Linked DNA regions of Homo sapiens: region 1 is linked to region 2. Evidence: chromatin loops called from intact Hi-C (ENCODE). Cell type or tissue: sigmoid colon. All regions are shown on one strand. Each heading gives the region's core, and the rest is flanking DNA. Links, peaks and the distances in the headings are about the cores only. Region 1 has its middle 9.8 kb from the start of MIR3939. Region 2 has its middle 41 kb from the start of RPS6KA2-AS1.

Region 1 (13,040 bases), core at 4,534-12,533, 130 kb after region 2:
ATATTTGCCATCTGTCTTTACGTCAATGTCTCTGCAGTCATTGTGACTGTTTGAAACTTGTTCACTAGTAGATTCCTTAGGAATAGCTTATGGTAACTGTATTTCCTGAGTCTTTGCATTTTGGTAACACTTTGCTGCTTTTATACTTGAAAATTATTTTGGCTTATCTTTACTTTCCTCGAGTATCTTTTTTCATTTTATTTTATTTTTTTTATTTTTTTTGAGACAGAGTCTCACTTTGTTACTCAGGCTGGAGTGCAGATCATAGCTCCCTGCAGCCTCAACCTCCTGGGCTCAAACGATCCTTTCAGCTCAGCCTCCTCAATAGCTGGAACTACAGGTGCATGCCACCATGCCTGGCTAATTTTTTGAAGAGACGGGGTTTTGCCACATTGCCCTGGATGCTCTTGAACTCCTGGGCTCAAGCGATTCACCCGCCTCAGCCTCCCAAAGTGCTGGGATTACAGGTGTGCGCCACCACACTTGGCCTGAATATGTAACTCCATTTTGTTCTGACATAAGGCATTGCTGTTGAAAAATCTGATGTCAAACTAATTTTCTTTCAAAATGTCAGTGCATCTTCTTTTGGTGGGGAAAGGAACCCCAAGAAATTTTATTTCTTCCCTCTTTCCCCTTCTTCCTTCTTTCCCCTTCTTCCTTCTTTCCTTTCTCTTCCAATAATTTTACTAGAATGTCTTGGTATTGGATATTTGGACTCCATTTTCCAAGGTGTTTAGATAATCTTTCAATATGTCGTTTCAAGTATATGCTTATTTCAGGAAACCTTTCCTGAATTATACATCTTGTTTGTTTGGATCTATTCCTTTTGATTTTCTTTTTTTTTTTTTTTTTTTTGAGACGGAGTTTCACTCTTGTTGCCCAGGATGGAGTGCAATGGCACGATCTCGGCTCACTGCAACCTCCGCCTCCCAGGTTCAAGCAAGTCTCCTGCCTCAGCCTCCTGAGTAGCTGGGATTACAGGCCTGCACCACCACGCCCAGCTAATTTTGTGTTTTTAGTAGAGACAGGGTTTCTCCATGTTGAGGCTGGTCTTGAACTCCTGACCTCAGGTGATCCACCTGTCTCAGCCTCCCAAAGTGCTGGGATTACAGGCGTGAGCCACCGCGCCTGGCTGATTTTATTTCTTTAGGAACTAATATATCTGTGTGTGTGTGCGCATGCACGTGTACCCATGTGTACAGGGTCTTCCTTGCCTGTTTCCTATATATGTATATCTGTCATTTCCTTTTAAATCTTTTTCATCTTGTACTAATTTTCTACCACTGTGTAGCATATCACCATAAATTTAGTGTCTTAACACATTTATTATCTTACAATTTTGCCTTCAGAAGCCCACCATGGGTCTCACTGAGCTAAAACCAGGGTGTCAGTAGGTCTGGATTTCATTCTGGAGGCTTTAGGGCAAATCTGTTTTCTTCCCTTTTCCAGCTTCTAGAGGTAGTACACATCCCTTGGCTCATGACCACTTTCCTCCATCCACAAAGCCAGCAATGTACCATTTCTCAGACCGTTTCTTCCATAGCTGCATTTCCTTCATACCACTGCAGTCGACTCTCCACTGTTAAGGACCCATGCAATTAGGCTGGACTCAGCCAGATGATCCAGGATCAGGCTTCTCTCTTGAGATCCATAAGGTAGTCACATTTGCTGTCACTTTGCCATGTCAGGTGACACAGGCACAGGTTCTGGAGATTAGGATGGGGACATCTTTGGGTGACCGTTATCCTGTACCACACGTCTCTTTTATAGCCTCATATTTTTTCATCTTTTCTTTTAATGCATTATCAGTTCTGTTTATTTGCTCGTGTTTCTTTCTCTCTTCATTTCTGAAATGTTTTTAAAATTTTTACTTCTTTTCTGAGTTTGTCATCTCCTTTCTGTATATTTCTAAATCTGACACGTCATTTTTTCATATCTAATGTCATTTTAGATGTTTATTAACTTATTTTAAAATATTTTAGTTTTCATCTGTTTTGAAGCCATGGCTTTCTGTCATAATTTATTTTCTAAAGAAATTATGTTTTATTCTCTTTTTTTCTTCATAATGACTTTGTATGGGATTTGACCTTAGTTTTTTTGGTACTCATTTTCAAGTAATGCTAGTTTTCCTGACTTTTAGAAGGGAAGACTTAATTAGGGTAGTTTTTCTAATTTCATGGCTCTCCTTTCTCTTTATTGATTCATCTCAAATTCAATAACAATTCAATAAGTTGGCCCTTGATAAGCTGATTCAGTATCTTATCTGGATGAGAAAAGGCCTAAGAATAGCCAAAGAATTCCTGAAAGAGAAGAATAAATGAAAGATTGCCCTATCAGATGTCAAAACATATTATACAGTTTTAATAATTTAACACTGTTATTAGTGTAGTTATGGAAACACATACAAATGAAACAGAATGGAGAACCCAGGAAAAAAACTGACATATATCAAGCTGATTTATGTTAGTGTCAGCATTGTAGCTATCTGGGTAAAGAAGCAACTCCTCAATATAAGAGATGCTGAAATAATTGGTTATATATGTGTGAAAAAATGAAATTTGATATCTCCCTCACTCCATACGCTAAATTCCAGGGAGATTAAGGATTCAAATATAAAAAGCAACACTTTTAAACTTTCAGCAGAATGTACAGAATAATATTTATAGACAGTAAGTTTGGTTTCTGAATACCATTCTCCACTAAAAGGAAATAGAGATACGTGGAAAAATGGCTGGCTCCAGAGCTGGGAGAGGGAAGACCACTGACTCTGTAAAAGGACACAGGAGTCAAAAGGACACCAGCCAGGGCTGGGACAATCTGAGCAGCAAAATAAACAATAAAAATAATGGATTATAACTAACTGAGTAAAATAGGAGTCTATACACCAAACTGATATAAATAAATAAATAAAACAAGAAGGAAAAGCTCTTGTTTAGAGTAGATGCCTACTAATAAATGTAGATGTTATGATGAAGTAAAACAAAATGATGAAACCTCACCATTTTGCAGCCATCTTATTAGTAACTGATTGAAGAAAAAAGTTGTCTTTTTTTTTTTTTTGAGATAGAGTCTTGCTCCATCGCCCAGGCTGGAGTGCAGTGACGCGATCTCAGCTCACTGCAACCTCTGCCTCCCAGGTTCAAGCGATTCTCCTGCCTCAGTCCCCCGAGTAGCTGGGATGACTGGTGTGCGCCACCACGCCCGGCTAATTTTGTATTTCTAATAGAGACAGGTTTTTGCCATGCTGGCTGGGCTACTCTCTAACTCCTGACCTCGGGTGATCCACCCACCTTGGCCTCCCAAAGTGCTGGGCTTACAAGCATGAGCCACGGTGCCCGGCCAAGAAAAAAGTTTTCAATGGATGCTATATTAGTTATCTACTGCCATGCCACAAATTACTCCAAAACTTAGTGGCTATTTTTTATTTTTGGACAGTTTTTGTGGGACAGGAATTTGGGAATGGCTTTTCTGGGTGATTCTGGCTTGGGCCTACTCATGAGATTGCAGTCCAGATGCTAGCTGAGGCTGCAGTAATCTGAGGGCTTGATCAGGGCTATGGGAGTATCTCCGTGGTGGCTCACTTACATGGTCATTGGCAGTAGGCCTCATTTCTTCACCATGTGCACCTCTCCAAATGGCAACTTGAGTATCCTCACGACATGACCTCTGGCTTCTCCAGAGCAAGCGCTCCAAGACAACAAGGAGGAAGACACAGTGTCTTTCTTTACAACTTAGCCTCAAAAGTCAGACTGCATCACATCCTCAACTACCTATTGGTTACGTAAGCCATTCCTATGCAGTGTGGGAGAGGACCACACAGACATGTACTTATTAGGAGATGGGATCACTGGGGCCATTTTGGAGGGTGGCAACCAGATGCTAAAGTTGGTGGAGAAAAGTTTGATGAGGGAGAGGATATCCGCGTAGTCTCAAAGTGTCTCATATTAATTACAAAAAGGAAATAACAGTTTTACAATGAAAAAACCTCACACATGCCACTTAACCAAGTGGCCAAAATTGGTATCACCAATAATAGGACAAACCGACATCACGGGCTTCTTATCCAATGAACCAAGTAAACATCATGTATGTGGTATTCCTGCCAAAAACGCATAATGTAAATCTAATCCAGAGAAGACACTGGGTAAACCCTAATTGAAAGGCATTCTACAAAACACCTGACCTGTACTCTTTCAAGAACAGCAATGCCCCAGTAGACAAAAACAGGCTGGAACCACTCCAGGTTAAAGGATACTAAAGAGAGGTGACAAATGATGATACAGACCGAATCATGAACTTGGAAAAAAACATGACTATTAAGGACATTATTAGAGCAGTTGGTAACTTTTGCATATGAACCATGGATTCGTTAACAGTAGCTTTGTGCTCACCAGTTCACTGATTCCCTGAGAGTTGATTGTTAAACAGCAAAGCATGTTTTGAGCTGGTTGTTAAGCTGTTGATAACCTGAAATCAGCCATGATGAGCCACTTACCATGGTATTTTGGGAAAACTCTCTCAAACTGTGTTTTTCCTCTGCTCTCACACCACAACAGCAATCATCAACACAGAAGACTCCTGTGACCATATGTGTGGGAACTTCTCCCCACCACCAAGAGGCAGACACAAGCCAGGACCTCCACCCAGTTCCTTCACTATCTATCTGGAGGTAGCATCAGATCCCACAGATTGAGGGCTCAGACCCCAAGACCACCCTCACCCCCAGATATCAGTTGCAAATCTGGGCCTTGGGAAATTCTGATTGAGCTTCAAGTTGGGGTTCCCATGACCCCCTCTTTGGGTTTGATTGATTTGCTGGAGTGGCTCACAGAACTCAGGGAAACACATTTGCTGTTTTATAATAAAGGATATTACAAAGGATACAGATGAAGAGATGAGGTGCGGAGGAAGGGGCTCAGAGCTTCCATGCCTGGGGCGCCACCCTCCAGGAACCAGGAACCTCCATGTTTTCAGCTATCCGGAAGCTCTCTGAACTCAGTCCTCTTGAGTTTTCATGGAAGCTTCATGACGTCAGCATTCCTTCCCCCAGTGTGTATGGCAGGACCCTCTCTGAAAAGTCTTAAGACCCACAGTTGGAAAGGTGGGAGAAGATGGAATCCTGCCTTGGGGCAGGTGAAAGGAGGGCAGGAGAGAGATTCTGTTTCTTGAGGCCTGCCCTTGCGGCCTAACACACCCCACATTTTAATAAAAGACTGTAACAAGGACAATGGTAGTTATGAACCAAAGTAAACCATCACACATGGGAACTGGCAAATGTTACAAATCAGGTCCTCTCTCCCTCTCTCCCTGTCTGGACAGTGCACCAGCTTGCCACTTGGTAACAGTATTATAACAATGCTGTCTCCTGATTTAGATAAGTGTACTGTGTGGAGTAATGGTCTTATTCTTAGGAAGACGTGGTAAAGTGTTTAAGGGTAAGGGGATCAGATGTCTACAACTTAATCCCAAATAGTTCAAGATAGATAGGTCAATAGACTGAAAGAGAAATTGATCAATAGATAAAGTTAATATGGCAAAATTGTGACAACTGGTGTATCTGAATAAATAGGTCTTTGTAGTATTCTTGCCATTTTTCCTTTAAGTTTGAAGTTTTTTCAAAATAAAACGTTTTTTAAAAAACCCTCCAACAGCTAACGTTACCTGGGTTATTAAGTCTAATAAACATGACTGACTTGCCCAAAGTCATATAGAACATTAATGTTTGGTCCAAAGCTGTCATGACACCTTGAAGTAGCCTTTTCTGAAAATGTTTAAATTTCTTTAAAATTTCTTGTGATCAAATTAATGTGTGAATATTTTTTATATCTAAAAAATAATGTTACGCGTAAACTTTGAAATTAAAAACTAACTTGGTATTTTGTTTGGGCCTGATAATTCCTGGCCGTAGGGGCTGTTCTGCACAGTGTAGGGTGTGTAGCGGTATCTCTGGGCTCTGCCAACTAGATGCCTGTAGCAGAGTGTCCCTCCCCCTACCCACAATCAAAATGTCTCCAGACCTTGTCAGATGTCCCCGGGGGAGGGCAAAATCGCCCCAATAAAGAACCACATTTCTAGAGTCAGTGTGATATAACAAAGTCAAAAGGGAAAAGAAGGCTGGTCACAGTGGCTAAGGTGACAAGGTCGCTTGAGCCCAGGAGTTCAAGGCTGCAGTGAGTCATGTTTGCACTACTGTGCTCCAGCCTGGGTGACAGAGTAAGACTCCTTCTCAAAAAAAAAAAAAAAAAAAAGGAAAAAAGAGATAAAGAGGCCGGCAATATGTGCAATATACATACATATGAAAAAAAATTTAAAGAGACCAAGGGTTTTTCCAATGGGTATATCCCAAACTTTGTCTTGTGTGTGTGTTTAATCCTTTTGTGCTCTTAGAGTTATTATCAGTCAAATATTCTATTTGACACACATTTTAGAGAATGAGTTTATAACCATTTTTGGAATTTAAATAGTACTGCCATCTAATGGTGTTAATCAATTAATTCCAGCCCTGATACACTGGCCAGATTCTGAGGCTGAATGTCAGATACTGAAGTAATGGGAGTTAAAACAGTGAGTCAAAACAGCGAGTTAACCACAAATCAAAGTAGTTCTTCAAGAAGGAGCAGTACAGAGCTTCCGACACACTGAGAATGTGCATTTCCAAGGTTTGAACGTACCATATATGGCTATGGTACCAGGCCTATGGCTTTTGAACCAATGAATTTTTTGTATACATGCACTTAGCAACACAATAATTACATTTATAAAGGGGGCTAGGCATTGTAAAGCTAAATAAATAACAAAATCCTCAGAGAATTAGTAAAAGAAAAACACTTTCATATTGTTCTCAGCATTTATTTTAAAACACCTAATTTGAAGGTATCAATTAACATAGCCAATTAACTGATAATATTAGCTATCCGTTTTCCCTCTAAAGCAGCCTTGTTGTCTGGGATATCAGCTGAGGTTTTTTGTCTCATGGCCACAGAAATGAAGAATGCAGACACACAAAGGGTGAAGTTAGAGAAGTGTAATAGGCAAAAGGAAAAGGACAGCTCTCTCTCACAGAGAGAGGTCCCAGACGGGTTGCCGTGCTGCAGTAAAATGGAGGGTTTTTATCAACGAGCTAGTAGGGAGCGGGTATCTTATCTACATAGGGCATGAAAACCTGGTTAGGACCAGGTGTGTCATCTGTATAGAGTGGAATCTCTGGCAGCCCCTACCCCATTCTTTTATCATGCAGGCAGGCTCTTAGCTTGGGCGACTCCACACTGCCTTTCTCCTTCCACCTTGCATGTGCTAACAAGAATAGGGGGAGTTTCCATGCCTTGTCCTGGGTACCTCCTTGCAGCTGCAGGCATTTCCCCCACCCCACCATGCAAGCTTCTAGCTAACCTTAGTGTGTCCCTGTCCAAAAAAGGGGAAAGGAATGTGCTCATTAAAGCCTACTGTTTTTACTGGGACCCATTTATGTAAGTTTGGTGACTACCCAAGAAACTCTCCCTCTGTGCCGGAGATGCTTATCTACATTATACAGTCCAATCTTCCAGGCTGCTCTTTGTTAAAAGAGAAGTGATTTATTTGGACTGCCTGTGGTTAGAATGGAAGTAATTTCTGAGCTGTTTTTTGTCAGAAGAAAAGCTTTTGTCAGGGACTCTTTCACCCTATCTACCTACCTAAATTATTTCTATCTCCTGTATTGCCTCTACCCATCTTAGTTCTCTGGCTGAGGTCCTGTAAATTAGACTGGCCAAAGACAGGTTTGTAGCCACAGACAAAACCCCTCAGACACCGAGTTGTAGAAGGAAGGGCTTTATTCAGCTGGGAGCATCAGCAGACTCACGTCTCCAAAAACCGAGCTCCCCAAGTGAGCAATTCCTTTCCCTCTTAAGGGCTTACAACTCTAAGGGGGTCCACATGAGAGTGTCATGATCGATTGAGCAAGCAGTGGGTATGTGATTGGGGGCTGCATGCACTGGTAATTACAATGGAACAGAACAGGACAGGGATTTTCACCGTGTTTTTCTTTTTCTATAAAATGTCTGTAATCTATAGGTAACATAACCGATTAGGTCAGGGGTTGATCATTAACTAGCATGTCCTGCCTTTAGGCAAAGAAAGGGAAGGCAGAGTTTTTCTTTTATTTGTTTCTTCTCAATCGTCTTCAGCTCAAAATAATCCTTATGCCAAAGAAGCATATGTTAGGGTGGCATATTCTGGTGTAACATCTTTGTCTCAGCAGGCAGTGAAAAATAATTTAAAAAGCCACCTTCTCTGCCTGCTGCACACTGCCCCTTGGTGGCCATCATTTTAACTGTCTTTGGTAAAGGTAGCTTTTCTTTTTTTTGCTTTGAGACGGAGTTTCGCTCTTACTGCCCAGGCTGGAGTGCAATGGCACATCTCGGCTCACTGCAACTTCCACCTCCCCAGTTCAAGCGATTCTCCTGCCTCAGCTTCCCGAGTAGCTGCAATTACAGGCGCCTGCCACCACACCCAGCTAATTTTTGTATTTTTAGCAGACGGGGGTGTTTCACCATGTTGGCCAGGGTGGTCTTGAACTCCCGACCTCAGATGATCCACCCGCCTAGGCCTCCCAAAGTGCTGGGATTACAGGTGTGAGCCACCATGCCCAGCCCAGAATGACCTTTGCTATCTCTTGCCTTCTGCATCTCTTCATTCAATCATTTTCTCTTAGTTTAATTCTAGTCAATTAAATTAAATTCTATAAATATTGAGAGAAAGCAAAATATCATGAAAAGAACATGAGCTGAAAACCAAATAGACTTGGGTGGTTCATCTCAGCTGCTAGCTGTGTGTCTGTGGGCATACTACCTAGCTTATTGGAACACTGTCTCATCTGTAAAATGGAGTTGTTTAAAAATAACTCAACATGCTCAGATCATGGAGAAAATGAAATTAGGTTGTATATTCAAAACAACTAATAATAGTTAATATTTTTATTATGTTATGATTGGGATTTTGAATACAATCTACTATCTAGCTATACATATTCACATCTACGGAGATTTTTATCCTAATTTACAAACAGAAAACTGAGGCAGAGAGACATTAGCTAACTTCCTGTGGTTAACATAACTAGTAAGTGGATTTGAACCCATGTAATGTGGCTGTAAAGTCCATGCTTTTAACCACTACACACAACCTGGTAAATCCTTGTTGAAATAAGAAAGCAATTTCAGTAAGTTGTACTGTACCAAAAGAAATGTGGAATTCATCTCTTTTCCCAACATGCTACTATCTTTTGAACATTTAAAAAAACTAATAGGCCATTGAGAACCTTATTTATTCACCACTACCTAAACTATCCTGATCTTTATGGGAACAGAATAGATGACTTCAATGAGAAGGCATTAATATTACTGAGTGCAGACTGAAAGACTATCTCGATGATTAACGACACATTTTCATTTTTTTTTTTTTTTTTTGAGATGGAGTCTCATTCTTGTTGCCCAGGCTGCAGTGCGGTGGCGTGATCTTGGCTCACTGCAACCTCCGTCTCCCAGGTTTCAAGTGATTCTCCTGCCTCAGCCTCCTGAGTAGTTGGGATTATAGGCACGCGCCACCACTCCCAGCTATTTTTTTGTATTTTTAGTAAAGATGGGGTTTCACCATGATGGTCAGGCTGGTCTGGAACTCCTGACATCGTGATCCACCCACCTCAGCCTCCCAAAGTGCTGGGATTACAGGCATGAGCCACCATGCCTGGCCTTCAATTTTTAACATTTAAGAAAAAGTGACATTCCAAGAATATGCAAGTGGAAAGCCAGAAAGCATTTCCCCTATCCTATCCTGAGTTTATTCTCATAAGAATCTAGTTGTTTAAAAACTAAGTTACTGGAACATATTTGTGATTAATTTTATGTGTCAACTTGACTGGGCCATAGAGTGCCCAGATACTTGCTGAAACATTATCCTGGGTGTGTGTATGAGGGTGTTTTGGGATGAGATTAACATTTAAATGGATAGCCTGAGTAAAGCAAATTGACCTCCCTAACATATGAGTGAGTCTCATCCAATCAGTTAGAAGCCTGAATAAAACAAAAAAACTGATCCTCCCTGAGTAAGAAAGAATCTCTCCTGCCTTCTGATCTTTTGACTGGGACATCAGCTTGTTTCTTGCCTTCAGACTCAGATTGAAACACTGACTCTTCCTGGATTTCAAGCCTGCTAGCCTCTGGTCAGGAACTATGCCATCAGTTCTCCTGGGTCTCCAGCTTGCTGGCTCATCCTGTAGACTTGCCAGCCTCAGTGATCTTGTGAGTCAGTTCCTTATATGAATCTCCTTATATATATACCCGTATACATACATATATCGTATTGGTTCTGTTTCTTTGGTAAACCCTAATACAATATTTATATTTCTTTGTTTTTTTTTTTAGACAGGGTCCCACTCTATCTCCCAGGTGGGAGTGCAGTGGCGAGATCATGGCTCACTGCAGCCTCAACCTCCCAGGCTCAAGTGATCCTCCCACCTCAGCCTCCTGAGTAACTGGGACTACAGGCCATGCCATCACGCTTGGCTAATTTTTGTATTTTGTGTAGAGAGGGGTTTTGCCATGTTACCCAGGCTGGTTTTGAACTCCTGAGTTCAAGCAATCTGCCCACCTCACCCTCCCGAAGTGTTGGGATTACAGGTGTGAGCCACCGCCCCGGCCAATATTTATATTTCTCAGACGCATCCTCTTTTTTCCATGTTCACTTGTGCAATTTTAGTTGATGTCCTTCTTCTTTCCTGGACTATTGGAATAATTTCCTTGTTCCAGTGTCAGTACATCCAATTCACCCATCCCCTCCTTGCTTCTGGAGTGCTCTTTCTAAATACAAATAGGCTAATGACATTTTGCTTTTAAACTTGTTTAGCACGCTATTTCACACCTTCAAGATGAAAGTCAAATTCATTAGATTGGTGGATAAAGTCCTTCCCAATCCAGTCATTTCTTCATCTCCAGCCACGCCACACTACCTGCCACTTCTTGCACAGAGCAATCTGCCTTAGCCTCTTGGTCTTGCACTCTTGTATGTTCGGGTACTTCTGCCTGGAATGCCTCTTTCTTATTCAATCAGGAAACTCTCATAACAGGTGTGTGTGTCTGACATTAAGTGTCACCTCCTTAGCATACATCTTGGATTTACCTCCCTGAAATCCAGGGGTGAAGGAGTCAGGGGTCTTTTTCTATTCATTGCCTTCAATTGAGCATACTTGCAGGGTGTGTTAATTCCTTGGCACTTTAGGTCTTCCCAAAATGCAGGCAGAGCAGGCTCTGGTGGACAAAGATAGCTGATAATGCAAATAACTTCAGGTGCCGGCAGTTGGAAGTTGGCCCAATGTGCAGAATGTTCTGTTCAGGGGCATGTGGGCTTGGCCTAACAGATCTGTTATAGCCCTAATATCATACTGTTGTTGGTTTTTCAATCAATGCACAAAGTTGGAAAGATATAGAGCTGACCCTGAACAACAGGGGTCTGAACCAGTGTGGGTCTACTTATATGCAAATTGTTTTCAATATATACAGTTGGCCCTCCATATCAGTGGGTTCCACAACTGAAACCAAGAATAGGTGGAAAATACAGTATTCTTGGGATGCGAATGGTCATATCCACAGGTTCCACAGGGCCAACTGTGGGATTTGAGTGTATGTGGATTTTGGTGTATACGAGAGGTCCTGGAACCAATCCCCCATGGATACCAAGGGATGTCTGTAATTTTATTTACAAAAAGAATGCAAATTCTTGACAGACTAAAAATGAGAATGAAACTAACAAAATTAGGAGGGGGAGGGGAAAAGACGAGAAAGTAAGAATGTACCAATTCCTCACCTCTCCTAGTAGGGAGCCAATATACAGTGTGTAAAATTTATAAATAATGATTTAGGTAAACAACCTAAAGTCATGAAAGCTTCTAGCAAAACTAAAAGTAATACAATTTTTTAAATTAGGAGTTAAGAATAAGTTTTTGTCCCTTTGAAGGATTTTCAGCTGGTGAGTCAAGATGTATATGTACAGTATTTAAGGTTATAATGAAAAGAACCAGAAGAACTAAAACCAGAAATTGTTAATTGCAGTTGGGTCTAGGATATGGTAACAGATAAGGTAGGTGGGTAGGTAGGTAGAGTAGCAGGGAGACCCTTACTTTTCTTTTAATATGTTCCCCCCTTTTGTTTGGATTTTTAACGATTATTATGCATTATTTCCATAACAAACAAATGTAAATAAAGTGTAGTTTAACTACAAAAAGTAACTTTTAGAACACCCTTAACAAATATTTTGTAGGAGTCAAATGAGGTAGGATCTATACGGTATGCATGAACATCAAAAAATGATCAGGACTTCTTAAGTCAAGTTAGTAAACTAAAAGATAATAGGCATAGGATCCAAATTACAGAGAGGGAGGAAGTATGTGTGTGTATGTAACATATCTATGTACAGTTGACCCTTAAGCAACATGAGGTTAGGGGCACAGACCCTCACAGTCAAAATTCCATCCCCCAAAACTGTAGTAACAGCCTACTGTTGATCGGAAGTCTTACCAACAACATAAACAATTAACACTTTTTTTTTTTTGAGATGGAGTCTTGCTCTGTCACCCAGGCAAGGAGTGCAGTGGTGCAATCTCGGCTCACTGCAACCTCCGCCTCCTGGGTTCAAGAGATTCTCCTGCCTCAGCCTCCCGAGTAGGTGCGATTACAGGCACGCACCATCATGTCTGGCTAATTTTTATCTTTTTAATAGAGACGGGGTTTCGCCATGTTGGCCAGGCTGGTCTCAAACCCCTGGTCTCAAGTGATCCGTCTGCCTCAGCCTCCCAAAGTGTTGGGATTACAGATGTGAGCCACCGCACTCGACAATTTTGTATGTTACATATGTTATATACTGTATTCTTATAATAAAGTAAGCTAAAGAAAACGTTTTAAGGAAATCATGAGGAGAAAATATATTTACTCTCCATTAAGTGTAAGTGAATCATCATAAATGTCTCCGTCCTCATAATTTTCACCTTGAATAGGCTGAGAAGCGGGGGTTGGCTT
Region 2 (15,970 bases), core at 3,907-11,906:
AATACTATTCAGCCATAAAAAAGAATGAAATCATGCCTTTAGCAGCAACGTGGTTGGAACCGGAGGCCATTATCCTAAGTGAAGTAACTCAGAAATGCCGCATGTTCTCACTTATAAGTGGGACTAAAGAATGAGCACACGTGAACATAGAGGGGGAAGAGTAAACACTGGGCTACAAAAGGTGGGAGCGTGGGAGTGGGGGCGAGGATGAAAAATCACATGTTGGGTTCTGTGGTCACTGTTCTGGTAATGGCTATGCTAGAAGTCCAGAATTCATGACTACACAATATATCCACATAACGAAACTGCATTTATACTCCCTAAATCTATTAAAAGACGAAGAAGACGAAGAAGACAAAGATGAAGATGAAGAAGAAGGAAAAGAAGAAAAAGGAGAAGGAGGAGGAGGAAGAGGAGGAGGAAGAAGAAGAGGAAGAAGAGGAAGAAGAAGAGGAAGAAGAAGAGGAAGAGGAAGAGGAAGAAGAAGAAGAGGAAGAAGAAGAGGAAGAAGAAGAAGAATAAGAAGGGTTTTGTGATTGTGGTTCAGAATATGGCTCTTTTATTTGAGCCATAAATCCCTAACCTAGAGAAGACCTTGCAAATAACCCCTCTGGAGGCCAAGAAGGATGTCGAAAGCCTGTCTCTAACAAAAGTTACACAACATCATAGAGTATTCAAATGACATTCATCTGCAGCTAGACTAAAAAACTCCATGTTGGGTTTTCAGCATCATCTATCAGAAACATCAAGTAAACAAGTAATTTTCTCCAGTATTTTCTCATTCTTCCCACAAATACTGCAAATGTACCTAAATATCAAGATTATAGTTCTGCAAAATACTCCTAAAATCTGTTTGGAACTCTATTCCTTCATTTATTAAGATGCAAAGATATACTGGTTTTCTATTATCCAGATACAGTAAGCATCAGGAAACAGTAATAATTTCCTCCATCTGATATTCCGTTATCAAAAACAACTTTTAAAGAGGTTGGTTACTTTCATTACATTCTATGATAGATTCACATCTAGATTTCCACCAAAAATGTAGAGAACACGACAACTTGAGACTAGGAGCTCTTAAAAAATAAACACTGTTGATGAATTAAAGGATTTTCTGTTAGTTGTATACATGCACTTTGGGGCATAACATGTGCTATGGTCTAAATGTTTGTATTTCTCCAAAACTCATATGTTAAAATCCTAGCAATAAAGGTGATGGTGTTAGGAGGTGAGAACTGTGGGAGGTGATTAGGTCTTGAGGGTGGACTTCTCATGAATGGGATTAGTGTCCTTATCAAACAGACCCCAGAGAGCTCCCTTGCCCCTTCCACCACGTGAGGACAAGGGTAAAGACGGCTGGCCATGAACCAGAAAGTGTGCCTTCACCAGCCATCAAACCTGCCATGCCTTAATTGTGGACTTCCCAGCCTCCAGAACTGCGAGCAATATCTTTCTGTTGTGTAGAAGCCTCCCAGTGTGGCATTCTGCTATGGCAGCCTGAATGCAGCAGGACATGGTGTTATGGAATCTTGTTGCTTCAACTGAACCTAGCAGAATGAAGAGTCTGCTCCACCCATCCTGGCTCAGGGCCTTGTCGTCAGCCTCCTGAAGCCAACTACTAAGTCATCACATAAGTCTGTCTGCAGTAAACACACTGAAAGTTCCCTGGAAATCACAGTTCCTACAAAAGCCTAGGCAAGTATTCTGAAAAATGACAGCCAGTCATTTCTCTGAGACCTTTGGCCTTATGAATTTGCTGGGAAGGTACATCTTCCTTTCCTACCCCTACCACTTTGCAAGTATCAGATTGAGCATCATATTTTCAGGAGAGTCACTGCCTCATGCCTGCCTACCTTTTGATCATCATGGAACTGGCAAAAGCAGCGCTATCTACTTTTCCAGGGGATGCAAAGGTACAAGGCCAGGCCAAGCATAGTGTTCAAGAACGCAGCTGGATCGCTGCGCAGCTAGAAGAGAGCTGGACTCTAGACTCCCAGATTAGTGAAAATGCACAGAACCGAAAGGCAGCTGGATAAACGTAAGGCAGCTGAATGCCATTTTTCTTTATTTAACCAGTGGGCTATGTCATCGGATCATAAGATCCAGCGACACTTGGCTTAAATGTTGCATTGGTGTGCATAGGTTTAGATGGTAGTGAAACGTAGCGTTCAGCATCTGAGCAGACCATTTTCTAAAACCAGTAATGTTCATCGATCCAGCCCTTCCAGTCTGCAATATCTGCCAGCTATTTTAAAAGTCAACAGAGTTGCAAATTTTCTAACTGTTCTGGCTCCAGGTGGCATGTGGCTGAGCGACTCAGTCTTCTTAATGGCCAAGTCAATGGCCCACGGCTCCGGCTGCCTCTGAGAGCGTTTGCTTTACCAGTGGTGGAAGTGTGGCTGCGTAACTACAATGCCTTGACTACAGCCTCAACTCAGCCTTCCAATTTACCTCTTTGCTGGCCAGTGTCTCCCTGATGGATACACTTATCGTTACCAAAATCTCCCCTGAGAACACCAGTGTTGCCGAGATACTCTCACTTTATTAAAGTCTAAGTCTGTTTTCTGCTGCCTGGATCAGGCCCATGCTCCTGCACAGCATGAAAATGAAGAAATGCACAGCCTGCAGCAGCAAGAGCTCTTTCTTCTCTTCCGTTTGATGACCACCTCGGGCTGATACCCTGTCTCTCTTTCCTTCTTTCCCAGTCAACCCCTACAGGCCCTGGGACTCCTCTCCGTCCACTGGAAAGGCAACTCCCCACGGATGGAATCCGCTCTTCTCCCCAGCTCTGCTGAGCACCTCATCAGACATTTTAAGCAGCTGTGTCACATGACTTCCAGTACAGGGAGCCCCACACCAGGCTTCCATGCCAGCTGGTTACTCCCAGGCCTCCTTGACTGGTACTAATGCACCATGACCCTCACAAGTGCCCATGCCAGGAGACCATGAACTTTACCTCGATGGACAGCCTTCCGTCCTATGCTCCAGCTATTCTTTTTGAGGGAGATTACCGAATATAATAAGCACATGATATGTACATATGCATATATACACGTTTGTGCATGTGTATGTATAGAGACACATATGTCACTAAAATAACTGCTCACAGATATTTAATTTCAAACTTCCATTTCCCCCTTCACCACCTTCTGGGCCCAATCTCCCCAAACAAAGCAGAGTGTAATAAAACGTGTATAGTTACTTCTTCTGCAGTGTCTTCTGTGGTGGGCTCCACATCCAGGTTGAGATCCTCCTCTGTGGTCTGATAACAAAGATAGATGTTAAAGATGGTTAGCATTGCCATGTGTTTGTAGGTGGCCTCATACAGGTTACCAATATGAAAAAGTACTAACTAAATATCCCGCATGATTTCTGTAGGACATGGAAACCATATCACCGTCCCTTCCCACCTGAATTTATGTTTAACTGTGTGATGCTTCATGTCCGAGATGGATCCTTTATACAACAGGTGGTAAGTAAGGCAAGGAGTGTTCACACTAAACCCTAACTCAAACGACTAAATCAATGAAGCGAGTGTGACTTACGGTACAATCTAAAGGACGACAAGGTGATTCTTGCCAGTGGAGAAAGCGTGGATTTTCATGAAGCTAAAATACGAACGGAGCTGATGTGGAAGCACAGAGCAGCGGTGAAGGCATGTGTGACCACTCCCATGAGAACGGAACCAAATCACAGTCCCAAGTGAGTGCTGGGAGAATGGATTCTAGCAGAGAAATGAGGCCCAGCCCATAAAACGTAAAGCAAGTGTTTCTGTGGTTGGCACAAGGTTTAAGTGGAACCATCTGGGTCTGAGTCTTTGGTTTCTACTTAACAACTTGGAGCCACCTGCTTAACCTGGGCCTCGGAGACATGGCAGTGCTTCTGCCTAGAGATGTGGGGAGAGCTCCACGGAAGAACACCAGCCAGCCATCAGCACCGGCTGCCATGCAGCAGACACGGGAGAGCTCCACGGAAGAACACCAGCCAGCCATCAGCACCGGCTGCCATGCAGCAGACACGGGAGAGCTCCACGGAAGAACACCAGCCAGCCATCAGCACCAGCTGCCATGCAGCAGACACGCAAAGTGAACTGCTGTCATTATTACTATTTCTAGTTTCATCTTCTCACCTAGTAGCCAGGAGATAATCATCTCTATCCAAGCTTGACTATGAATCTTCAGGGAATCATGTTTGATCTGCATTGTTTAAAAACGGAGCTTTCTCTTTCTCTATCTAATGTATTATGACATCCCAGAGAGAAAAATCATGCTTATTCCTCCAAGAGAACACAAATAAAATGGGTCAGCCAGACCTTGTGGGCTGGCTTATGGACTTGCCTTACTCATCATTTCTCCCATTTTCTTATCTTGCCCCCAAAGCACGCCCTTGGCTGCTGTAACCCCGCTGAAAGCAATGATTGAAAAGTCCTGTGTTTGAGATGTGCCTTCAACTTGCCAGAACATAATTCATGAAATACTACATGTTTCTTTTTCATGCTAGATTCTGCCGGGGTTTTCTGGAGGTTCTGGCTCTTAATGAGCACGTTGCCTTGTCAACACACCCATTTATGGGTTAATTATATATCTGAAATATCTCAGAACAACACAGAGAACCACAAAGACTTTCCCTGGACAGTCAGATGAATCTCCCCTGGTCTACAATTTTTATAAACTGTATTTAGTGTTCTCTAGTACAATGGACCTCAGACCCAGTTCAGTTCGGTTCTCTCAGACTACAGATGAGAAAACAGGCCAGAAAGGATAGCAGCTTGAAAAGGTGGTTAGAGCAAAACATGAATCCAGGAATGCTGATTCTAGTCCCTGGAAATCCAATCATCAGTCCTGTCACATTTGCATAACAGCAAGGAACTAAAGCAATAAAATCTAAACTAAATCACTAAAAAATAAGCACTAAAATCTCTTAGCAGATTTTCCGATGAGAAAAGCATGCAGGCTCCTCCTGCAAGGGTTTTAGGGCATTTAACTTGGAGTTCAGAGGCCAGATATGCTCCATATAGCTCTGCCACATTTCTTGATATGTGAGTTATTTTAATACCATGCAACATAAAACATGGACAAAACTAGAGAGGAAATTCAGACTGTGAATTCCAAAACACAGAGGATTTTGTGGATTTGGAAATTTCCTCAGAAACTTGAAGTACCTCATGGTTAATATTTAAGCTTTCATTTTTCTATAGAAAGAACTCTGGTTTTCTGGGTTCCAAGTAAATAGGAATTTAACACTGTCCATACTCCACCAGCTGTGCTCTCCTGAAAAAATTCAGCTAAGAAGCCTGAAAAAAATTTATTTTGCTTCAAGAGCTATTTAATGTATCCAATTTTCCTCAAAACCTTTACCATCTGCCCTCTCCTGGGGCTGGCAAGGCAGGGCAGACCATCAGTCAACTCGGCTCCAAATTCTTGCCACTTGCAAGTGCTTTCTAGGCTCATGGCATGGTTTTCAAATCATGGGAATCTATTCATTGCTGATCCATTTATGAGCGATTTGAGAAATATGTGAAACACAAGCTGCTCCTCATGGCTTTGGTCACTGGAAATAATGTAAAGACCAGGGTCCCACCTGGAATTGTAAAGCCCCTGGCCCCCTCTCTCCCATCCTTTCTGAGCCCAGGGCGGAATCCTCCCTCTGGACAAGCCCTTCATTCGTGAGGGCTGAGCACCTTACAGCTTCAGCACAAGCCAATGTGCTGACGATGACCAGCTGGGCTATAGGAAGCACTAGTAAATGAGAAAAGAACTTCTAGCTGATCACTTGCTCGTTCACTAATTCAATATTTAGAAAAATTGAATCTCTCTCTCTCTCAAAAAAAGTAGACTTGAAATGGCAACCGCAGTAAGGGAATGGATCTTTCCAAGGCACCATCCTCAACACCAAGAACAACCCCATGTACAAACAGAAGAATCAGTAACAGTAGGGAGCCCTGGTGTCATCCTTCTCCCACCCCAGGTACTTTCCATGAGCAGCAGTATCTGGGCTGTTCCATCTAAAACAAATGGACTTCAATGTCCGTGCTATGCCCAACAGTCTCTGCTAAACATCAATACATATGTCGAGCATTATTTAGCTTGGCTTTCCAAGAAAACTATTCAATATGAAGCATTCAGTAAATTCTCTTCTAAAACAGAATCTCTCATTCAGTTCAAAGGTATGTTATGTGACTATCTCAAGACGTACATATAAGAATAAATAAAATTTAAAATAGCATTGAATTTATAAGTACAGTGCTGGGAGTAGGAGATAGGCAAAAATTAAATTGGACTTTGAGGAGGTTTGGTGAGTGATTACAAATGAGCCATGTTTAAATGCCATTTGAGTTGCTATAAACACAGAACAGGTATATCTAATAATTTAGTAGACGTTAATAAATTTGGGGAACTTTCTCTTCTAGGAAAATGTATGTTGACCATCTCCAATTCAAATGGAGCAAATCAGATTCCGTGGAGCAGAGGTTTGCGTGTCCCCAGGGAAGCATGGAGTGAAAAACTCTCAGCAGTGATTCCTGCACACCCACCAGCCCTGGGACGGGCAAGGAACACTTTGATTTCATTATCTTTTCTGTTTATCTTTAATCACACCTCTTTATCTGACCATTCATCCTTTTAAGGTTGCATTATCTTTTTTCGTTTAAGATCACATTATCTTTATGCTCTCTGTTCCTTGATTCATCATTGATTTTTGCCTTCTGGTTTCATCTTTCACTGTAGCAAATGGAAGGCTTCTAATTTAAAGCCACTTGTTGAAGGAAAATCAAACTGATGCAGATTAGTTTGGAAACGGGAATACTTTAAGACTTACATAGACTTTAAGAAGCATCCTGAAGTTTCCTTAAGGGCAACAATTTGTTTCTTGTACTCATTATCATTTATGTATTTACACCACACACAATGCCGTGCGTGTATACACACGCAATGTTTATCCATGTGCATACACAACGCAACATATACATCCACACACACTGGATAGCCAACTCTCTGACCCATCATAGTCACCTAATGGACATGAACTGATTATAGTAAATGAGCAATGCATTGGCTGCAGAGTTCGGATTCTTGAGGATGCTGTGAAAAGTGCGTTCTCTCCTGCACTCACCTCTATTTCCATAGGCTCCACCTCGATCTTTTTCCATAGTTCCAGCAACTGTGCGATTGGCATTTTTAAACTTTCCTTTTCTGCTGGTCGAGTATTGATAGTAGGAAAGGAAATAAACAGAGGCTCGGACCGGCACAGGGGGACGGCCAGACGGGATGTCGGAAGCCAAGGGACGCAGAGGCCGGCGGGTGGCGGCGATGGAGAGGACAGATCCGGCTCCCAGAGGAGGTCGTGAGCGCGGGGCCTGCGCCGGCCGGAGGAGGGACCCGGGGGGCTGCAATATGGCTGCTCGGGCGCCGTCCCCTCCCTGCCAAGCCAGGGCTCTGGGGAGCTGCTGCCGCTTCCCGCTCGGGCTGGGGCGAGGAAAGGAGGGGACGGCGCTGCGGCTTCGGAATCTGTACTGCGACTTTGGCAGAGTAAACGCTGCACTTGCAGCTTCGAATTGAATTTCCTGCCTCTCCCCCCTCCCTTCCCTGGCCACGCTCTTCCCTCCTCCCCTCACTATTTTACCTTAATTGGCTCTAAACGAGGGTGAAAGTTGAGTCTGAGGATGCCGCTGCCATAGAAACTGCATAGCAACCAAGGGCTGGGGAGGCGGGGGGGGGGGGCGGCAGGTCTTTCCCCCCCACCCCCAGCACGCGCACACCCTTCCCCACCTCCCCAGCCCGCCGCGCCTCCCCGGAGACCCACACCGCCACCTCCCGCCGCAGAACGGGAGGGACAGGAACACGGACGGAGGGACCGGGACGAGGGGAGGGCTCCACGCAGCACAGCTGCTTTCCTGCGGAGCGTTCAGGAGACTCGGGCACCTCTGGAAGCGCTGCGGACTGAGCTGCCCGCGGCTGCCCCCGCCCCGAGGGCCGGGACAGCACCTCAGGAGAAGAGGGACGAAGAGGGACGACAGACAAATAGCTGGGGAGAGGCGGGGGGGGGCGGCCCGTGGGGTCCGCTGGGCCCTACCCAGCCCTGCCCGGAGCTGCCCGAAACAGCACTCAGGCCTCTGCGGGCCAGGATGAAAGGCACGTGGGCCGCTGGGGCTCCCAGTGGCAGGGCCCGAGGGACAGAAACATTAATTCAAACAACGTGTATCCTGCCCCTCAGCTCCTTCAGGTCTCCACCCCGTCCTATTTCACAGGTGACAAAGTCCTGAGGCTCAGAGAAGGAACCCCCGAAGACACAGCCAGGCGCCTGCGGGAGAGCAAGGCCTCCTGGGCCACCGCTCCTTGGAAAGGAACCAGGGGAAAATTCCCCTCCCTGTTTCCCTTTTTTGGGTTGTGGAGTGGGGGGATCTCTCTTGCCTCCCTCCTTACTCCCTTCTGTCCTGGATAATGAAAGGTGCGTGCGGGTGAAAGACATATTCATTTCTCCAATCGTCCAAGTGCTAATCCTGAAGCATTATGGTTCCCTCTTTTAGGAAAGGGTGTTAAAGTTAACACAATTTAATGCTGCTTTGGGAGTAAGTGTATTCATTTCTATAGCAAATTCCTTTATCTTTGAGAGAAATATCTTTTTAAAAATAGCTTAATGTTCTCCAAAATTATCAATCCCTTTTTCTTTTTCGACTTTATGCAATCACTAAGAAATTCAATTCACTGGAAAAAAAGAAAAACCCAAATCCCAGATACTTTGTATCTCATAGCAAAGTAGAGTCCAAAGTTAACAGAGGGGTTCTGTACTTGGTGTTGATTTATGACAGTCACTTTATCTTTCTACAAAATTAGGCCAGAAGGACCTTTAAAATCAATTGCATTCAGAATTTTAAAAATAGCAATATTGTTCGTTTTCAAATTGGAGATTCTGTGATTGACAGAGCAGAGTGAAGGTTTTCTTGTGTTAACAATCATAAGGTGATTTTGTACATGCTGTAAAAGGTCACAGATTAAAAACAGACAAAGCCAGGGTGGTGGCTCATGCCTGTAATCCCAGCACTTTGGGAGGCCAAGGCGGGCGGATCACCTGAGGCGGGAGTTCGAGACCAGCCTGGCCAACACGGTGAAACCCCGTCTCTACTAAAAATACAAACTTAGCCGGGCGTGGTATCGCATGCCTGTAACCCCAGCTACTAGGGACGCTGAGGCAGGGGAATTGCTTTAACCCAGGGGGCGGAAGTTGCAGTGAGCGGAGATCACGCCACTGCACTCCAGCCTGGGCAACAGCGCGAGACTCTGTCTCAAAAAAAAAAAAATGGTTTTTGGTTTTTCTGTAAAAAAGCTAGGAGAGTCACTCATAAAAGACAGTGAAGAGATGTCAAGAATCTTTAATCTGATGGTAAAAATGTGGACTCCTGAAGGCAATGGGAAAGAAATGAACTCAGATTCTTTACTGTGTATTTACAAAGACTCCAGCTTCTGGAAGTTTCCACAAGTGCTCTGTTGTGGAAGAAGGAAATAGAGGTCCTTTATATGAGGGAGGAAAAGTCCTTTGGACGGGCTGTCTTGTGATTGGCAGTGTGTCCTAGGAAACTTGAGGGAAGCCCAGCTCCTGGGAGGCCATGGGTGAACAGCCTGCCAGAGTCCCTAGCAAAAAAGAGCTCATTTTAAGGGGTATCTTAGGAATTGCTGAAAATGTGGCTCATAATTTAGCATGGTGTTTTTTTTAACTATGCAAATATGACACTAATCAACAGACTGCACATTATTTGGGCATCTCACAGGCAAGCAGAGAGCCTGGAGAGATGAAGCGATCACCAGGGAGTGAGACGAGAGTTCATGTGGCCAGGGCTCTGGGCTGGAATTCCCACACTTACTCCCTGCACTGCTGCCTTGTAAAACACCTACGGGGTCCTCCCAAAGCAGAAACCTCCCGGATGGGTTCCTTTCCATCAGCTTTTTACATGCAAGGCACTCCCAGGGCTGCTGCCCACCAAGATGCAGTACCAGGTGTGCCAGACACTGGGGAAGGGGACCTGGAAACAGCCAGAAAATAAAACAAAATAAAATGCAACAAACTGAAATCTTCAAAAGGTGATATTGATCTGGGAAAACAGCCCCACTTATAAAGTTTGTGTTGGGAAAGGTAAACAATTAGAGGTAAGAAGGAATAATTTTTCTGAAAGGAAATAATGATTACATTTAAATACCTACGAAGATAAAGATTCAAATAAAGAACCCAGGAAATTAGATGCGTTGGAATTAAAATGTTCAAATAAATCCCAAGAAAACTTGAACAATCTTTTTCTTTCTTTCTTTTTTTTGAGACAGGGTGTCACTTTGTCACCCAGACTGTAGTGTAGTGGCACGATCTCAGCTTACTGCCTTCTCGACTTCCTGGGCTCAAGAGATCCACCCTAGCCTCCCAAGTAGCTAGGACCACAGGCGCATACCACCACACCACTCATTTTTGTGTGTGCGTGTGTTTTCTGTAGAGACAGGGTTTTGCCATGTTGCCCCGGCTGGTCTCAAACTCTTGAACTCAGGCAATCTGCCGGCTTCGGCCTCCCAGAGTGCTGGGATTACAGGCTTGAGTCATTCGGCCCGGCCTGAACAACACTTTCAACAGAACACCACCTGAAAAAGCTATTTCTGAGATATTCACCTCCAAAGCATCAATTTCTAAGAAGAACTGTTGAAGCAGCCTTGCTGAAAATGGGTCCTTAATGAACCAAACTCTGCAAAAGAAAAGCAATGGGAAGTATTTTAAGTGTCCCAAGTCACAGCCATTGTGAGATGAGATGGATGAGCTGGCATGAAACTCACTGAGACCCAGCCCCAAGTGAAAATTACTCTCTTGCTCCAACGAAGGAAGAGCACTCCTCTGTGTTCATTGCCTCTTCAATCTTAAAGTGTCTCTTTTCTCTTAGGAAGGAAAGACGGATGGAGAAGGGGAGGGAAGGAGGGATGGAGAGAGCTTATCCATTCCACGGATTTCTGACAACCAAAGAAAAGCTGAATCAGGAATCTGGTCCTGGTCCCACTTCTGCTACTAATAGCTATCTTCTGTAGCTCAGTTTCCCCACAGAGGGGGCTGCCACGGCCTGACTCACAGAATACACAGCAACGAAATGTGTTTCGTGATCTGAGAGAAAAGGCCCAAAGAAATCCAAGTTTTCTGATGGACAGACGTGCTTGACCTCCACACTGAATCCGACGGACATTTTTAAAAGACCCAAATGTTTTATTCTGGGCTGTTCCGTTTTGCAATATTGTACATTTTGAGATGGATGAAAGATTTAGTAAAAATGAAAACAGTGTCCAGATGCAGTGGCTCACACCTGTAATCTCAGCACTTTGGAAGGCCGAGGCAGTAGGATCACTTAAGCCCAGGAGTTTGAAACCAGCCTTGGCAACACAGTGAGACCCTGTCCCTACTAAGAATAAAATTTTTTTAAAATAGCCAGGCATGGTGGCACATGCCTGTAGTCCCAACTACTCGGGAGGCTGAGATGGGAGGATGGTTTGAGGCTGCAGTGAGCCATGATTGTGCCATTGTGCCACTGCTATCCAGCCTGGGTGACAGAGCAAGACTCTGTCTCAAAAAAAAACAACAGTTACTAATTTCCAGTGACATGGTCACCAGCTTTGGTATTTTCACTCTCCGGAGTTTCACAAAATTCTCCAAAAAACTTAAAACCAAATTTATTTAAATTTTAACAAAAATGCATGTGACCCATTGTCACGGGCTGGGCCATGTCCCTCTACCTCCCAGATTCCTGTGTGGAGGCCCTAACTCCCACTACCTCCAAATGTGACCTTCCATGGAAGCAGGGTCCCTGCAGAAGTAGCTGGTTAAGGTGAGGTCATGCTGGAGTGGAGTGGGCTTTATGTGATCTCATAAAATGGGGAGATTTGAACACAGACATGCACACAGCAGAACAGCACTGGGACGCTGGAGCTCTGCTGCCACGAGCTGAGGAACTGGGAGCTCTCCCAGAAGCTGAGAAAGAGCCCGCACAGACCCCTTCCGGACACCTTCAGGGGGCGTGCGACCCTGCTCACACCTTGACCTCAGACTTTGGGCCTTCAGAACTGGGAGGCAATCATATTCTGTTGTTTTGGCCACTCAGCTGGTGATACTTTGTGATGGCAGCACGGAAGCCGACTAACATACCAGCTGGGGGATGAGGTGAGCACACAACAGCAAATCCAACAGTGCCCTAAGGCCACAGCTCTGTCGTGACCAGAACCCGAACTCCAAGAGAAACCCGGCGCATAGAGATCTTCACTGACACCTTTTCTCCACAGGGACCAGTCAGGGCAAGAGGGACATCATTTCAGCTGCAAATGGCTTAGCTTCCAAGGTGCACAGAGGCTCACAGAAGCCACTTTATATACTGGCAGCCGGCAGCTTGGTCCCGAAAGGCATTAAGGTGCCTGGGGCCCAGGCCAGCCGCCTTGGCAGGACGCCCTCAAAGCCTCATTTCCAGCCCAGCAGCGTCGTGACACTCAGAACCGTAACAGCAGCTTGTTTTCAAAAGAAATTATTCACAAGGAAGAAAAAAAGGCTGAGTACAGAGTAAACAGCCTCTATTATGAAAAATAAATTATAAGCTAGGAGAACATTTGTAAAAAGGAGCTATTGCTTTGCAGTCTTCCCAACTAAGCTTTTCATCTCACTGGTAGGAAAAGTCATTGTGATCTGGACTGCCCAGATTCTCGGGACGCCCCCCAAGTCTTCCTACATGTTGTGAAGGCTTCCCAACTTTAGAGTATAAATACAACACCAGGCAAATGCTTACTCATTTTAGTTGCATGAATTTCATACTTAAGAAAGTGCAGGCCGGGCGTGGTGGCTCACGCCTGTAATCCCAGCAGTTTGGGAGGCCGAGGTGGGCGGATCATGAGGTCAAGAGATTGACGAGACCATCCTGGCCAACATAGTGACATCCCATCTCTACTAAAAATATAAACATTAGCTGGGTGTGGTGGTGGGTGCCTGTAATCCCAGGGAGGCAGAGGCAGGAGAATCGCTTGAACCCGGGAGCCAGAGATTGAAGTGAGCTGAGATAGCGCCACTGCACTCCAGCCTGGTGACAGAGTAAGACTCCACCTCAAAAAAAAAAAAAAAAAAAAGAAAGAAAAAAAATGCACACACACATACAAGCACACACAAAAAACAGAGAGAAGTGAAAATGCTGAAACACCTGCATTTCCTTCTCAAGTCACCCATCTTATTTGTCCACATGTAACATTACCCAGGAGTTACCACAGTCGTATTTAAAAAACAACCTAGTGCTAACCAGCCTTCCTGGTTGGGAGTCCCTCTGGCTTGCTGGTCCTGCAGAAATGGTAAGACCAAAGCTGCACTCTTCACTGACTTACCATACTACGCAATAATTGTCAATTAAGCAATTCGTAGGGATTTATTTAATTTAGCCTCAAGCCAGACATATTGGTTCTAAAATTTATTTCAGTTTTCATAAGCCTAATCATATAAAAAGTCAACGAATATACTATGAGCAGCCAGGATCTGGAAGATTGGGCACATGCCATTTCCCCCATGCCATACCTCACCTGAAAGATCTTGGCATCATATATACCACTGGAATTCATGTGAGCAAAGATGGCCATTGTAATGGTTAACACTGTCAACTTGATTGGATTGAAGGTTGCAAAGTATTGATCCTAGGTGTGTGTGTTGGTATTGATCCTAGGGTGTTGCCAAAGGAGATGAACATTTGAGTCAGTGGGCTGGGACAGGCAGACCCACCCTTAATCTGGGTGGGCACCATCTAATCAGCTGCCAGCGTGGCTAGAATATAAAGCAGGCAGAAAATCATGAAAAAACTAGACCGGCCTAGCCTCCCAGCCTCCATCTTTCTCCTGTGCTGGATGCTTCCTGCCCTCGAACATCAGATTCCAAGTTCTTCAGTTTTGGAACTTGGACTGGCTCTCCTTGCTCCTCAGCCTGCAGATGGTGGGACCTTGTGATCGGGTGAGTTAATACCTAATAAACTCCCCTTTATTTTATATATATATATGATTACAGGCTGGGATTACAGGCGTGAGTCACGGTGCCCAGCCGGCACGTTCTTAAGTATGAGATTCATGCAACTAAAACCGATAGGCATTTTCCTCGTGTTGCATTTATACTCTAGAGATGGGAAGCCTTCACAACATATAGGGAGACTTGGGGGTGTCCCGAATAATATATATATATATATATTCCATTAGTTCTGTCCCTCTAGAGAACCCTGACTAATACAGCCTTCAAGGAAGATTTTTAAAGCAAAACAAATATATTTCAAGACTTTGAAAACAATTATGTTCTATTGAACCAACTCAAGTACTTTTGAAAACAAAAATATGTATATTAGCATCTGTGATCTGAATATGGAAAATGCCTTTTAAAAAACCCGGTGTGAAGTCTATGGAAGCTGTAGAGACAGAACAACTGGCTTCGAGGAGAAGTGAAGGGTAGGGTGAAGCAGCCCGCAGCAGTAGCATGCAGGTTTGACTGATGTGCTTGTTGCATTATAATAATGGGCAACATGCGTTACCTGGTTAAGAGTGGACCACAGCAAGAAACAAGTATATAAAAATGACTAAAGGGTGGAAAGAGTGACTTTAAGAGGATGGCTCTGTGTTTACTGGACTTGGGGAGGGAACTGGAACAACTCCTCTTGGAGGCTGGTATTAGGAGTTAAAAATTAAACATAGGCACCAATGGGACTTAGCAAATTCTCAAAACTACAGTAGCTGCTGTCTCAAAATATAAATTATCAGTAAAAACAGTATGTATAGGAATCTTCTGGTTAATCTGTGGAATTGATGTTCTACTCCTGGTGAAAGTAGTTGAAGTATACTCAACTACTTCAGGTAGTTGAAGGTCACAGATAAGAATAATAACTAGGCCGGGGGCAGTGGCTCATGCCTGTAATCCCAACATTTTGGGAGGCTGAGGCAGGCGAATCACCTGAGGTCAGGAGTTCGAGACCAACCTGGCCAACACGGTGAAACTCAGTTTCCAGTGAAAATACAAAAATTAGCCAGGCATGGTGGCGGGCGCCTGTAATCCCAGCTACTCGGGAGGCTTAGGCAGGAGAATCGCTTGAACCCAGGAGGCAGAGGTTGCAGTGAGCCAAGGCAACAAGAGCGAAACTCCAGCTCAAGCAAACAAAAAAAAGGAATAATAACTATAGTGGCATAAAATTCTCTTTAATAAAAGGTGAAGTTTGAGATATGGTGTGTCACCTGATGCCACCACTGAACTAGGCTTCTGAGGAGAAGAATGGAAGACAGGAGAGCTTCCAATGTGAAATGTTAAGTTTCCAATTGCAAGAATATGTCTAAACTACAGGCCCCGAAAGCCCTGCTTTGGTCCTTCTGCTGGCACAGGCTGGCTTTTTTCATGCTGTCAACTTTAATTTCTACATTTTTTTTTTAAATTCATGCTTGCTTACCTTGTCAGGAAAATGTCAGAATAGAATGAACTAGCCAAACTTGGCACACAGCTGTGCAAGAGAACTTTTTTTTTCCTGAAGTATTTAGCTTAAAGAATGACTAGAACAGTAAAAATTACCGGAATAACTGTTTCTGCCTCCGTTTTTGAGATGTGGAAAGAATTATAAAAGCAAAGTCATGGAAGGAAATCCTTAGGATAATAAACCAGCAAAACTAAAAGACTGCCACTAACAACAAACCCAGTATTTTATCTTCACCTGTCCTGTTTGATCTCAAAGGGGCGTTAAAATTCCTTCTATGAAGAGGTGAGTCAGAAAGCACAGGCGTGGAAGATCAGGTCACCACAGAAGCAGACAGAGCCAGAGAGAGGTCCTCCGGGGGCTGGACGCCAGGCGTCGGTACGGCAATGAGGAAGGGCCGTCTCAAAGACCAGCCTGGCCAGAGTCGCACTAGCTGTGAACCAAACGACAGGCTGCGCCCAGTCAGAGGGTGGAAGGTGCCCCGCGGTGTGCTGAGAACTG

Evidence for each region. Hi-C counts contacts between places; a loop is a spot of excess contacts. Peaks named below come from ENCODE experiments on the same cell type or tissue, not always from the same donor. Only the 100,000 strongest peaks of a DNase experiment are listed, where the experiment ranks them.
Region 1: it touches region 2 in a loop (3-fold over the local background); 6 of 110 quality-filtered maps call a loop at or near these places.

The regions. Positions count from the first base shown.
Region 1 is chr6:166,981,545-166,994,584 of GRCh38, forward strand. No RefSeq gene overlaps it. Among named protein-coding and RNA genes, the nearest start is that of MIR3939, 9.8 kb to the right of the region's middle. In sigmoid colon, for the core only: CTCF peaks have their summits at 8,323 (motif pointing left) and 8,525; no DNase peak of the experiment used is centred there.
Region 2 is chr6:166,854,998-166,870,967 of GRCh38, forward strand. It overlaps a transcript of RPS6KA2 not described here. Among named protein-coding and RNA genes, the nearest start is that of RPS6KA2-AS1, 41 kb to the right of the region's middle. RefSeq lists a silencer at 7,836-8,145. In sigmoid colon, for the core only: no CTCF peak of the experiment used is centred there; DNase peaks (open chromatin) are centred at 7,414 and 7,843; H3K4me3 peaks cover 2,182 bases.